Regions from separate parts of the Homo sapiens genome. Here region 2 is linked to region 1. A link is an interaction called in ENCODE POLR2A ChIA-PET data of the cell type or tissue named here. Cell type or tissue: B cell. All regions are shown on one strand. Each heading gives the region's core, and the rest is flanking DNA. Links, peaks and the distances in the headings are about the cores only.

Region 1 (7,582 bases), core at 1,296-6,295:
CATATCTGTAGTCCCAGGCAGCCAGGAGGCTTGCCTAAGCCCAGGGGTTTAAGACTGCAATGAGCTATGATTGTGCTATTGCACTCCAGCCTGGGAAAAAGAGCCAGATCCTGTCTTAAAAAAAAAAAAATGGTTAGGGCCAAGTGGGGTGGCTCACGCCTGTAATCCCAGCACTTTGGGAGGCTAAGGCAGGTGGATTGCCTGAGGTCAGGAGTTCAAGACCAGCCTGGCCAACATGGTGAAACCCCGTCTCTACCCAAAATACAAAAATTAGCCAGGCATGCTGGCGCGCGCCTGTAGTCCCAGCTACTTGGGAGGCTGAGGCAGGAGAATCGCTTGAACTCAGGAGGCGGAGGTTGCAGTGAGCTGAGCATCACGCCACTGCACTCCAGCCTGGGCAACAGAGTAAGACTGTCTCAAAAAAAAAAAAAAACAGGTTAAAACATAATAAAAATGGAGATTTTAATAGCGCCTCCCTCACTAAATAATCCCATAGGATAAAGGATGTAAAACTTCTGCCACAATGCATGATACATATATAGCAGGCACTCAAGAAAGAATAGCTGGTATTATTCTTGTTATTATTGCAACTATAGTCGATAAAGCCTTTGTAAGTACAATCTACCAGAATACATTTCTTAAGGCTAAGTTTCTTAAATGTAACAAATAAATTCCACTATCACCTTTGAAATCCATTTATCAGTCCGCTTGGTTTATTTTCCCATGTTCTTTAGGTTGAAGGGAGAAATGGGAGATGTTTGACAGAATTTTTTTTTTTTTGATGGAGTCTCGCACTGTAGCCAGGCTGGAGTGCAGTGGCACGATCTCAGCTCACTGCAACCTCTACCTCCCAGGTTCAAGCGATTCTCCTGCCTCAGCCTCTCAAGTAGCTGGGACTACAGGCACGCACCACCACGCCCAGCTAATTTTTGTATTTTTAGTAGAGACGGGGTTTCATCATATTGGCCAGGATGGTCTCAATCTCCTGACCTCGTGATCCATCCGCCTCAGCCTCCCAAAGTGCTGGGATTATAGGCACGAGCCACCGTGCCCAACCTTGACAGAATTGTTTTCGGAGAGTTCCATTAAATTTGGCCTCACCAATAGGTGGGTCCACTCTATTCGGATAAGGACTAAGTCAACCGTTATCTCTGTATTCCTTTGGGTCCAGCAATGTCAGTCACAGAGTAAGTGCTCAAAGAAACGTTTGATAAATGAAATGGAATCCATCTGAAGCCCAAGAGCACTTACCTTATATAAAGCAGAGCTCAGGGAGCCTCCCTGGGAGGTAGAAGGTGCAGGAGCCATTAATCCCATAGAAATCTGAACCGGAAATGCTCAAGAAGATGGTATGCTGGAGCTTCTGCCCTTTGGAACCCCTGACCTGCAAGAGGCAACTCCCAGAGCTTCCCTAAGATAAAAGTTTTAACTGGTGCCTCAGCCAGGGAATCTGGGTTTGGGAAAAAGACAGCAATTCAAGCTGGCTGTCTGACCAACCAACCACCATTAAGGGGTAATTTTTCGTTGTTGTTGTTTTTGTTTTATACAGAGTCTCGCTCTGTCGTCCAGGCTGGAGTGCAGTGGCATGATCTCAGCTCATTGCAACCTCTGCCTCCCAGGTTCAAGTAATTCTCCTGTCTCAGCCTCCCAAGTAGCTGGGACTACAGGCACCTACCACCACGCCCTGCTAATTTTTCTATTTTTAGTAGACATGGGGCTTCAACTTGTTGGTCAGGCTGGTCTCAAACTGCTGACCTCAGGTGATCCACCTGCCTCAGCCTTCCAAAGTGCTGGGATTACAGGCTACAGGTGTGAGCCAACACACCCCACCTAAGGGGCGATTTTATTGGGTTATCCTGTCTCTGGAGAAGGAAACAGGCCACAGTCAATGAAATTAGCATTCTAAAAGCAAGAGAATCTGTAAAGTAGAAAAGGACCTTGAGATGGGAGCATGCGTTTTACACAGGAAGGCCCAGATTTGGCCCAGTCTGCCCCAAGACCACCTAACTTGTCAGTAGCAAAGCTGGGATGAATAAAAGCTCAGCTTCCTGACTCCCTGTCCCCAGTTCTTTCCACCACTCCAGCTGGCCACTCCCAATCCCCCTGCTAAGCCAACCCACCTACAGTGTCACTGTCCCTCATTCCCAAATCCCTTACTCAATCCCCCACAGCCTTTTCCATCCTTCCTGCCTTCCTAGCGCTATAGGGTTGGCGGGGCAGAGTGCTCAGAGACCAGCAAGCTGGGATGTGGGGTCTTCCCGAGGTGGTGCAGGATGTTTTGGCTGCTTAGAGGAGGAGCAGGGCAGGCATCTGCAAAAGGCATCTGCATTTCTTACACACTCCCTAACTGCCAGGCCCAGTGCCAGATCGCAGACCCTTTGTCAACAGAGATGCCCTGGCTTTGTAAACCAAGAGGGAGGCAGAAAAAGTCCTCTAGCAACACAGACTGGCCTCTGGGGGAGGCGGGAGAGGGAATTGTCTACGAAAGTTCTCATTTAAACAAACAAACAACAAGATGAAAATAATAAGCTAGGCAAAGAGCCAAGGGGGAACAGCAAGCAAACTCCTGAAATTGCACTGTAATTAAAGCATAGCTGCCTTCCAGATTCTCAAGTGCTGAGATGGGCTGGAGGGATGTTTACTAACCTGGTCAAAAGACATCAGGGCAAATTAAGCTCATCCCAGCCTTGCCTCCAAACACTTTAGAATGCAAATGAGACATGCCAAATTTGCATCTGGGGCATGAAGGGGACCAATAAGTAACCTGTACAGGTCTTGAGCGTTTGGTGAGAAGAATCCAAACTGGCCACTGTGAAGGGAGGCACTGGGGAATGCTGAGCAGGGGGTGGGGTGGCTATCCTGTTTCACCAGAGATGATTTTTTTTTTGGTTTGGTCCAGGCCGATCTCGAGGCTAGGAGCTAGCTGACTAGCCCTCCAGGACCATGCCAATTCACATATGAGAGTACACCAGACTTAGGCCCAGGAAGATTTACATGAGTTTGTGCCAGTATTAACCCCCGGAGATGCCTACCCAATCAGAGCCATTGCGCCAAGGCAAGGAAGGCATTGCCAGGGCGTTTGCATGACAGAAACTAGCATATGGGCTCAAGAGAAACCTTTCTGGGCAGGGGGAGGGAGGGCCATACCCACATGAATCACTCTCTGGTGGTTTTGCTTTGGTTTCAGAACCTGTGGCTAAGGCAGAAGGACCAGTAGGGCCCCTGGCCGCGTTGATTTTTCTCCTCCCAGCTGCTTCTGTCTCTCTCTCAGGCTCCTGGAAACAAAACAGCTGAGCAGATAAACAAGTCACCACCTGCACCCTCCTCCCCCGTGACACCGCCCCTGTCCCCAAGTCCCACCCCTTCTTCTTGCACTCTCTCCCTCCATTCCTCCCTGAAGCCAAACTTCCGGCAGCAGCTGCAGCTGCTCTCTCCCCTCCCATGCCTGCCTCCCCAGCACAGTCCCCTGCCGCAGCCCCTGCCCCACCAATGGCAAATGAGGAACATGTGTATAGAGCCCTGGGCTCTCCCTCCTCCTGAGGCCATTTCCAACAAAACACTTGTGCTTTCTGAAAGTAAGATGTGGAGCTCTGGAGTCCCCAAGGAAAACGGGTTTATGGCATCCGCCAGCCCTGGAGCCAGTGAGTGTCTGGCCCCTTGGCCCAGAGCCCCACTGCCAGGCACAGGCAAACTGGGAGGAAGGGGTTAATCTGAGCAGAGGAGGCCAGGAGGGGCCCAGTTCCATTCCCGACTGCAGGGGATGCTCATCCCCGGGATGGAGGTCAGCAGGAAGCAGCTCAAAGAGGCCAGGAGGCCAAGGCCCAGTTTAAACACTGAATGAAGGCCACCTTTTCAGTAGCATGCACATGTGTGCATGCACACACACGTACACACTCATACACACATGTTACCATGCACATAGTATCCTCTTATTAACAACGTTAAGGTTGTCACGACAGACTCTGGGTTTGGTGTCGGAAGCCCTGCATCAGGGCTGTTTAATAAGTCCCCAGCGCCAATGGTAGGCACTATGGAGGCCCAAACTGTTGGGGAGGGGAACCTCAGAGTGCCTTCTCCCAGGGAGGGGTGTGTGTGCCAGGAGCTGGGTGATGGAGCTCCTCCAGAGCTTTTCTTGGAAGTTCAGAGTTTAACTCTGGGTTAGTAGGGCTCACCTTAGTTCTGAGGCATGTAGGTGAAGACACTGCAATTAGGAAGGTGATGGGGCAGGGGACTAGCCTGTCTTCACCCCCAGGCTTATGTCTGTCTTTCTTCCTTTCTTCCTTTTCTTTCCTTCCTTCTTCCTTCCTTTCTTCCTTTCCTTCTTTCCTTCTTCTTTCTTTTTTTTTTTTGAGATGGAGTCTAGCTCTGTCACCCAGGCTGGAGTGCAATGGTGCGATCTCAGCCCACTGCAACCTCCGCCTCCCGGGTTCAAGTGATTCCCCTGCCTCAGCCTCCCAAGTAGCTGGGATTACAGACACCCACCACCACGCCCAGCTAATTTTTGTATTTTTAATAGAGACGGGGTTTCACCATGTTGGCCAGGCTGGTCTTGAACTCCTGACCTCAAGTGATCCACCTGCCTTGGCCTCTCAAAGTGTTGGGATTACAGGCGTGAGCCACCGTGGCTGGCCCTTTTCTTTTTTCTTTTTTTTTTTTAAGAAGCAGAGTCGGCCGGGCGCAGTGGCTCACACCTATAATCCCAGCACTCTGGGAGGCCCAGGTGGGTGGGTCACGAGGTCAGGAGTTCAAGACTAGTCTGGCCAACATAGTGAAACCCTGTCTCTACTAAAATACAAAAAATTAGCCAGGCATGGTGGCGTGTGCCTGTAGTCCCAGCTACTCAGGAGGCTGAGGCAGGAGAATCGCTTGAACCCAGGAGGCGGAGGCTGCAGTGAGCCAAGATCGCACCACTGCACTCCAGCCTGGGCGACAGACAGAGTGAGACTCCATTTCAAACAAACAAACAAAAAGAAAAAAAGAAAGAAAGAAAGAAAAAGTAAGAGTCTCGCTCTGTCTCCCAGGCTGGAGTGCAGTGGGGTGACCTTTCCTCACTGCAGCATTGAACTCCTGGGCTCAAGGAATCCTCCCGCTTTAGCCTCCTGAGTCTATAGGTGCACACCACCACACCCAGCTAATTTTTAAGTGTTTTGTAGAGACAGGGTCTCCCTATGTTGCCCAAGCTGGTCTCAAACTCCTGGCCTGAAGCGATCCTCCTGACTTGGCCTCTCAAAGTGCTGAGATTACAGTTGTGAGCCACCATGCCCAGACCACATTTCCCCAGAACTCTATCTTTCCTGCTTGTGGACAAGGCAGGGGATGGATTTGGCGTCTGAGAAAGACAAACACAACCTTTAATTTGCTGACTGTCTCATACCTGTCTGCACAGCCTGCTGCTGTTTCGTGTGGAAAGTAACAGTAGCCTGGATAGCTCACAGCTGGGTTTGAAACAGTTAATGGCTGAGTGACCTTGAACAAATTACTTGACCTCCCTGAGCCTGTCTTCTCATTGGTAAAATGTTAACAATATCTGGCTCTGACTCAGAGTTAAATTACTCTTTTGTTTTTCAGGTGGAATTAAGTGACAAGGCAAAGCTAATGTAAGATACATAAAACACCAAAAACACCAAGCATTCTGCCGTGAACCCATTTGGTGCTCAATAAAATCATTGCCCTTTTTTTGGTGTTTTGTTGGAGACAAAACGGAAACACCAAATGGCTGGTGGAAGTGGTAGGAAAAAAGGAGACCAAAAACCCAGTGGCTCTGAAGAGGTACCTGCAGACCCACTGGGCAGGGTAGAGAGGAGCCCAGTGGGAACTTTTCTGCCAGGAGGAATCAGCGGGCAGAGCTCTTCTTCCCATTTGTCCAGCAGGGCTTCTCATCCTCAGCACTGCTGACATTTGCGCCAGATATTTCTTTGTTTTGGAGGCTGTCCTGTGCACTGTCGGATGTTTAGCAGCATCGTCAGCCTCTACTCTCCAGGTGAAGTAGCAAGTTGTCTGCCTCCCGCAGTTATGACAATCAGAATGTCCTGGTGGAGGGGGGCAGAATCACCCTGTGAGCTCCGCTATAGAGCTCAGAGCCCCACCTCCTTTAGGAGTCTGAGCCAAGGCTGCGTCCACAGGAGGGAGTCACTGACGGTTGGAGGACTGATATTCACCAATACCTTTCCCACAAACAAGAGATGCCTGAGAAAGACCTGGTCATGCAGGAGGTGGTGAGTGGCTACTGGAAGAAATATGGTGGCTGGGGGAGGGGCAAGGGAGAAGTCTGCCTGCGGTTGAGCAGGCTGGCTGGAGAGCCAAGGCCAGTGCCCACTAGTGACTCTCCCGAGGGGTGTTGCCTTGGTGGGCTTCCCCGCTCTGGCCTTTTGTCACCTTGTTTGCTGAATCCAGGTAAAATTTTTGACCAAATTGGAAAGCAATTCCGGGGAGTTGGAGTCAGATCTGTCCCTACCCTTGCTGTTGCTAATGAGCTGTATGACCTTAGTTGAGCCATTTGATCTCTCTGCAACTGTTTCTTGGGCTGTGAAACATGGGGGTTGGAGTCTCTGATTTCTAAGGTCCTTTTCAGCTGTAAGTTCTAAGGCCTGTGAATACCACAGTGTGATGAAGCCAACTGGGTGGTGGTGAGGGCCTTGTAAGTTTCAGTCTTACTGCAAGCCGGCGATAGAATTCTCCCCATGTCTTTGTTAAGAACTCTTGGCCGGGCACAGTGGCTCATGCCTGTAATCCCAGCATTTTGGGAGGCCGAGGCAGGTGGATCACCTGAGGTCAGGAGTTTGAGACCAGCCTAGCCAAGATGGTGAAACCCCGTCTCTACTAAAAATACAAAAACTAGCTGGGCGTGGTGGCTAGCGCCTGTAATCCCAGCTACTCGGGAGGCTGAGGCAGGAGAATCATTTGAACCCAGGAGACGGAGGTTGCAGTGAGCCGAGATTGCGCCACTACACTCTAACCTGGGCGACAAGAGCAAGACTTCGTCTAAAAAAAAAAAAGAACTCTTGTTGCTGAGAAATACTTCAGGAGTTCCTACTGTGTGCGAAGCAACGTGCTCTCTGCTGTGCATGTGGGGAGGTCTTTCCCCCTTTCCTCTGAGGGCTCATAATCTAATAACAGATAAAAATAATTCCAATAAAAGGCCATAAATGCAAAATGTCTCATCCTTTCCACCGGCTTCAAAGTCAGGAAGATCTGAGTTTGAGGCTAGGTCCACCATTAGGAGTCCTTGGGTTACTCGGCTCATTTAATCTCAGTTTCTTTACCTGTAAAATGGTCATAATAACAACTGTGTCACAGGGTTATTTTAAGAGTTAAATGAGATTATATATGGGCTGGGTGCGGTGGCTCACGCCTGTAATCCCAGCACTTTGGGAGGCCAAGGCGGGTGGATCACGAGGTCAGGAGTTCGAGACCAGCCTGGCCAACATGGTGAAACCCCATCTCTACTAAAAATACAAAAATTAGCCAGGCGTGGTGGTGCACGCCTGTAATCCCAGCTACTCAGAGTACTGCTTGAACTTGGGAGGCGGAGATTTCAGTGAGCCAAGATTGCGCCACTGCGCTCCAGCCTGGGCGACAGAGC
Region 2 (5,000 bases), core at 1-5,000, 350 kb after region 1:
ACCATGCTCTTCCCACTGTCATTCTCTCAAACATTGAACACTGTATTAGAGACCATTTTGAGTTTGCCGTTCCCTTGGCTTCTCTGTATTCTCCAACATAACTGCTTTCCCCCACATTTCCTTAGCAATTTATTTTCTATTAAATCTGATGCTTCTCAGTTTTTTTGGCCCGCTTCTCTTCTAATTCTCCATCCAAAACCACAGCTCCAGCAGGGACTTCTGTGTTGTCTCCACATAAGCTCCTCTTCTCTCCTAACAGACTCATAGAGCTTCACCTGGAATCCTAAGGCAATTCAAACACAATGATTTTTTTCACCATTCTTTACCTGTTCTTCCTATATTTCTTTTTTTTTTTATTTTTGACATGAAGTCTCACTCTGTCGCCAGGCTGGAGTGCAGTGGCGTGATCCTGGCTCACTGCAACATCTGACTCCCTGGTTCAAGCAATTCTCCTGCCTCAGCCTCCCAAGTAGCTGGGATTACAGGCACCCCCCACCAGGCCCAGCTAATTTTTGTATTTTTAGTAGAGATGGGGTTTCACCATGTTTGCCAGGATGATCTCGATCTCCTGACCTCACGATCTGCCTGCCTCGGCCTCCCAAAGTGCTGGGATTATCTTCCCATATTTCTAATCTTCATTCCATCTACCAGTTGCCTAGACTACAAACTCTTATGTCATTCTTGACTCCTTTGCATTCACTCATCACAACTGTAAGTCACCAAGTCCTACAGATTCCTACCTTTTTAGGATCTCTGGAATAGGCCTGTCTTCTCTTTCTGCTGCCACCATTCTACTTCTCGACCTGGAAGGTAAGCCATACCCTCCTTGTTTCTACTCCACATGGTCACCAGTGGGGTTCCTCTAACACAAATGTAACCATTAAACACTATTTCTCAAAGTGTGGTTCTCAGACTACCTGCACCAAGATTACCCTGAGCTGCTGGTTTAAATGCTGACTCCTGACTAGAATATAAAAGTCTCTGGAAATGGGAATGAACATCTGCATTTTAACAAGGTCCCCCAGGTGATTTTTATGCCCATTAAAGTTAGAGAATTAGCCAAAAGGATGAAGTCCATATTCTTCAGCAGACACTCAAGGCCCTTCTAATTAGACCCTAATATGTGGCCTGTTCTCTGCCCACTCCCCACTCTGCCAGACTACCTCTGTTTCCCGCACATGTCAAATTCAGGTCTCGGTTTTTCACTCACACTGCTCTCTCCATTCTGTATCCTATCCCATGACTAATACTTCAAGTCATGCTCAAACAGCTGTAGTGGAGATGTATTATCTTGTCCAGGTCCTATTAGACTGCAGACTCCTAGAGGGGCCAGCACGATACAGGACACATGGGATAAATGTACTGTTAAATTCAAACAGCTTAGTGCCTCAAGGGAACCCAACTGAGTTATGACATGAAAACAGAAGAGTGACAACTGAGGGATAACATGAGTACCAAAACCAGAATTTTGTTTGCAACAATTTTAAAGTCAGCAGACAAACTCAGAGTGACTAAATCCGGGAAAGACATGTGGTATGAACTGAATGACTGCTTTGTCTTTCAAGGTCATAAAAAGAATTATTTTTCTCTAGCCCATTTCTTTTTGTTTCTATTATTTATTATTTTTAGAGACAGGGTCTCCCTGTGTCATTTATGCTGGAATGCAGTGGCATAATCACAGCTCACTGGAGCCTCAAACTCTTGGGCTCAAGTGATTCTCCCATCTCAGCCTCCAGAGTAGCTGGGACCACAGGCATGCGCTACCACACCTTGCTAATTTTTAAAAATTTTTTGTACAGACAGGGTCTCCCTATATTTATCAGACTGGTCTCAAACTCTTGGCCTCAAGCCACACTCCCACCTTGGCCTCATAAAGTGCTGTGACCACAGGCATGAGCCATGGCACCTGGCTAGCCCATCTCTGAAAGAATATGATGGATTACTGTATTTTGGAAAACTATCCTAAGTTGAAATTAAAACACATTCATTGGCCGGGAGCAGTGGCTCACGCCTGTAATCCCAGCACTTTGGGAGGCCGAGGCGGGCAGATCACGAGGTCAGGAAATCGAGACCATCCTGGCTAACACGGTGAAACCCTGTCTGTACTAAAAATACAAAAAATTAGCCGGGCGCAGTGGCGGGCGTCTGTAGTCCCAGCTACTCAAGGAGGCTGAGGCAGGAGACTGGCGTGAACCCGGGAGGCAGAGTCTGCAGTGAGCTGATATCGCGCCACTGCCACTGCACTCCAGCCTGGGCGATAGAGCGAGACTCCGTCTCAAAAAACAAAACAAAACAAAACAAACAAACAAACAAACAAACAAAAATTCATTCCATACAACTGCACTTCCTTTTTTTTCCTTTTTTGAGCGGAGTCTCACTCTGTCGCCCAGGCTGGAGTGCAATGACGGGATCTCAGCTCATTGCAACCTCCGCCTCCCGGGTTCAAGCAATTCTCCTGCCTCAGCCTCTCGAGTAGCTGGGACTATAGGCGCCCGCCACCACACCCAGCTAATTTTTTTGTATTTTTAGTAGAGACAGGGCACCACATTGGCCGGGCTGGTCTCAAACTCCTGACCTCAAGTGATCCATCCGCCTCATCCTCCCAAAGTGCTGGGATTACAGGCGTGAGCCACCATGCCCATCCTGCTCTTTTTTTTTTTTTTTTTTTTTTGAGACGGAGTCTGGCTCTGTCACCCAGGCTGGAGTGCAGTGGTGCGATCTCAGCTCACTGCAAGCTCGGCCTCCTGGGTTCACGCCTTTCTCCTGCCTCAGCCTCCCGAGTAGCTGGGACTACAGGCGCCCACCACCACGCCCGGCTAATTTTTTGTATTTTTAGTGGAGACGTGGTTTCACCGTTGTTAGCCAGGATGGTCTCAATCTCCTGACCTCGTGATCCGCCCGCCTCGGCCTCCCAAAGTGCTGGGATTACAGGTCTGAGCCACCACGCCCAGCCCCACACTTTCTTTTAATATCCTCCACCTCAAAATTTGAAAACCACTGTGTGTCATGAGAGATGTTACTAAAATGTAAAATAACTGTATGAATATTCCAGAGAGAAGGGAAAAAAGTTGAGAAGCACCGATATTGAAGTATTTGATAAATGAATGAATGATCTGAATTTTAGGTGTCAAGTTTTCTTATCTATGCCACTTCAAATTTTCCCTCTGAGGCCAGGCATGGTGGCTCTTGCCTGTTATCCCAGCTACATAGGAGGCTGAGGTGGGAAGGACTGCTTGAGCCCAGGAGTTTGTGAGCTATGACTGCACCATTGCATTCCAGCCTGGGCAACATAGCCAGACCATGCCTCTTAAAAAAAAATTCCTTCTAAAAGCCAACTAGTAATTATTTATATATTCTAATAGATTTAAGGCAGCTTACAGAAGTATATCTAATGAAAACGTTAATTACGTTTTTTAAAAAGCAAATTAGAAAAAATAACTAATAAAATATAAACAAGTGGATTAAAAAATTAAAGCAAAGAGAAAATAAGGGCAATAAATAACAAGTTAAAATTACAAGTCAAGTCAAATCCACTAGACCTATGGGTTGTTTACATCCAGTTATGAAAGGTCGGTATACCATCTAAGGCAGGACAGCATCAGAGAATGTATCATCAAAACCATTTCTATAATATGTTAGATGATCTTTCTCAGAATCTTTTCCACTCTTAATATTATTAACCTTCAAAAAGGTGGCATAAAAAACAAACCAAATAAAAAACCTAATTATAAAGCCTATTAACTAGCTAAGACTATAATCTTTTGCTATAACCTTGTGTGTTATAGCCCTTGCTACTTATATTTAGGAATGCTGCCAAGACATTAACATTACATGCCTCTAAACTTTTTTGAATTGTACAAATAATAATATCTATGCAGTAGATGTCACAGTTGTCATTTTTTACTTTGGGCATAAATAATGAAAAGACTATAGTCAAGAGGCTTTCTGGGCATTAGCACCCAATAAGCTAAGAATATTTTATCTACACAGGCCTATTATTAGAAGGAAGGGTTATCACTGGTGGAGACGGAGATGGGGTTGGAGAAAGGGAACTAACATTTTTTAAACACGATATGACAAATGTTACATGCCAGAGGACTTAAATGTGTTCTCTCATTCGATTCTCATAAGCACTCTGAACCAAACATCATAATGAATATACATAACATAGATAATGAATACAAGAGAAAACCGAGGGTCAGAAACAGTAATTTAGACAAACGAATATGGCAGAGTTGACATTTAAACTCATAGCTGACTGACTCTTAAGCCCCAAGCCCTTCTACAACAAACTACCTTCCCTAAGACATTATTATTGTAAAAGCCTGTTATAAATTAATTCAGTCAATCCAAGTTGCTAAAGGAATTTGAATCCCCTGGAAGGAAATCAACTCCTGATTATTGACACTTTAGTGAAGACGCAAAATAACAGTTGTCCTGAGCTAGTAACATTTTGCAGGCAACATTTCCCCAGGAAACTCTTGACTCTTTCTTTTGTATTTTAAAGGGGATGAACTAATCCCATGTGGCAAGATAAACTGGCAACAGATTTTGTATTTTCCCACATTCCTGGAGTTTCAAAGCAGATAAAGCACTTAAATTTGGGGCAACTTTTATTATTTGAAGTAATATAGGAGTTATATTAGTAAATCATCTCTATGGTGTCCTAAATATCAGTCCTTTACACTTAACATCCTCACTGACACTTACATCTGGAGGTTTCTTGGTCCCTCAAACATGTCCAAAAGTCCAGCCCACCCAGGGATGCCAAAACAAACAAACAGAAAAAAGAACTAGTTATTTTTCTTAACGAAACATTTCAGCATCTTGACTTCCCATTTTTGTTAATGGATCCACCATTCTCCTAGTCTATCCACACCTGATACTCAGAATTTAGTGATGGACTTGGAAGAAAAGGCAGAGTCAATGAATGTCTGGAAAGTCTTCCTGTAAAATCCATCAACACTAACACTGCTACTCAGTTCTCACTGCCACCATCG

Evidence for each region. ChIA-PET counts read pairs that join two places held together with the same protein. Peaks named below come from ENCODE experiments on the same cell type or tissue, not always from the same donor. Only the 100,000 strongest peaks of a DNase experiment are listed, where the experiment ranks them.
Region 2: POLR2A ChIA-PET joins it to region 1 with 9 read pairs; 2 of 35 experiments call an interaction of 5 or more read pairs at or near these places.

Annotation. Positions count from the first base shown.
Region 1 is chr22:17,255,017-17,262,598 of GRCh38, forward strand. It overlaps CECR3 (cat eye syndrome chromosome region, candidate 3), which reads right to left. Exons shown (of 3, transcript NR_038398.2): 2 at 5,774-6,029; 3 at 1,843-3,290. Among named protein-coding and RNA genes, the nearest start is that of CECR3, 7.9 kb to the right of the region's middle. RefSeq lists an enhancer at 5,789-6,374. In B cell, for the core only: no CTCF peak of the experiment used is centred there; a DNase peak (open chromatin) is centred at 3,215; H3K4me3 peaks cover 958 bases; H3K27ac peaks cover 1,630 bases.
Region 2 is chr22:17,606,816-17,611,815 of GRCh38, forward strand. The region is part of intron 4 of ATP6V1E1 (ATPase H+ transporting V1 subunit E1); the gene reads right to left. Among named protein-coding and RNA genes, the nearest start is that of ATP6V1E1, 19 kb to the right of the region's middle. In B cell, for the core only: no CTCF peak of the experiment used is centred there; no DNase peak of the experiment used is centred there.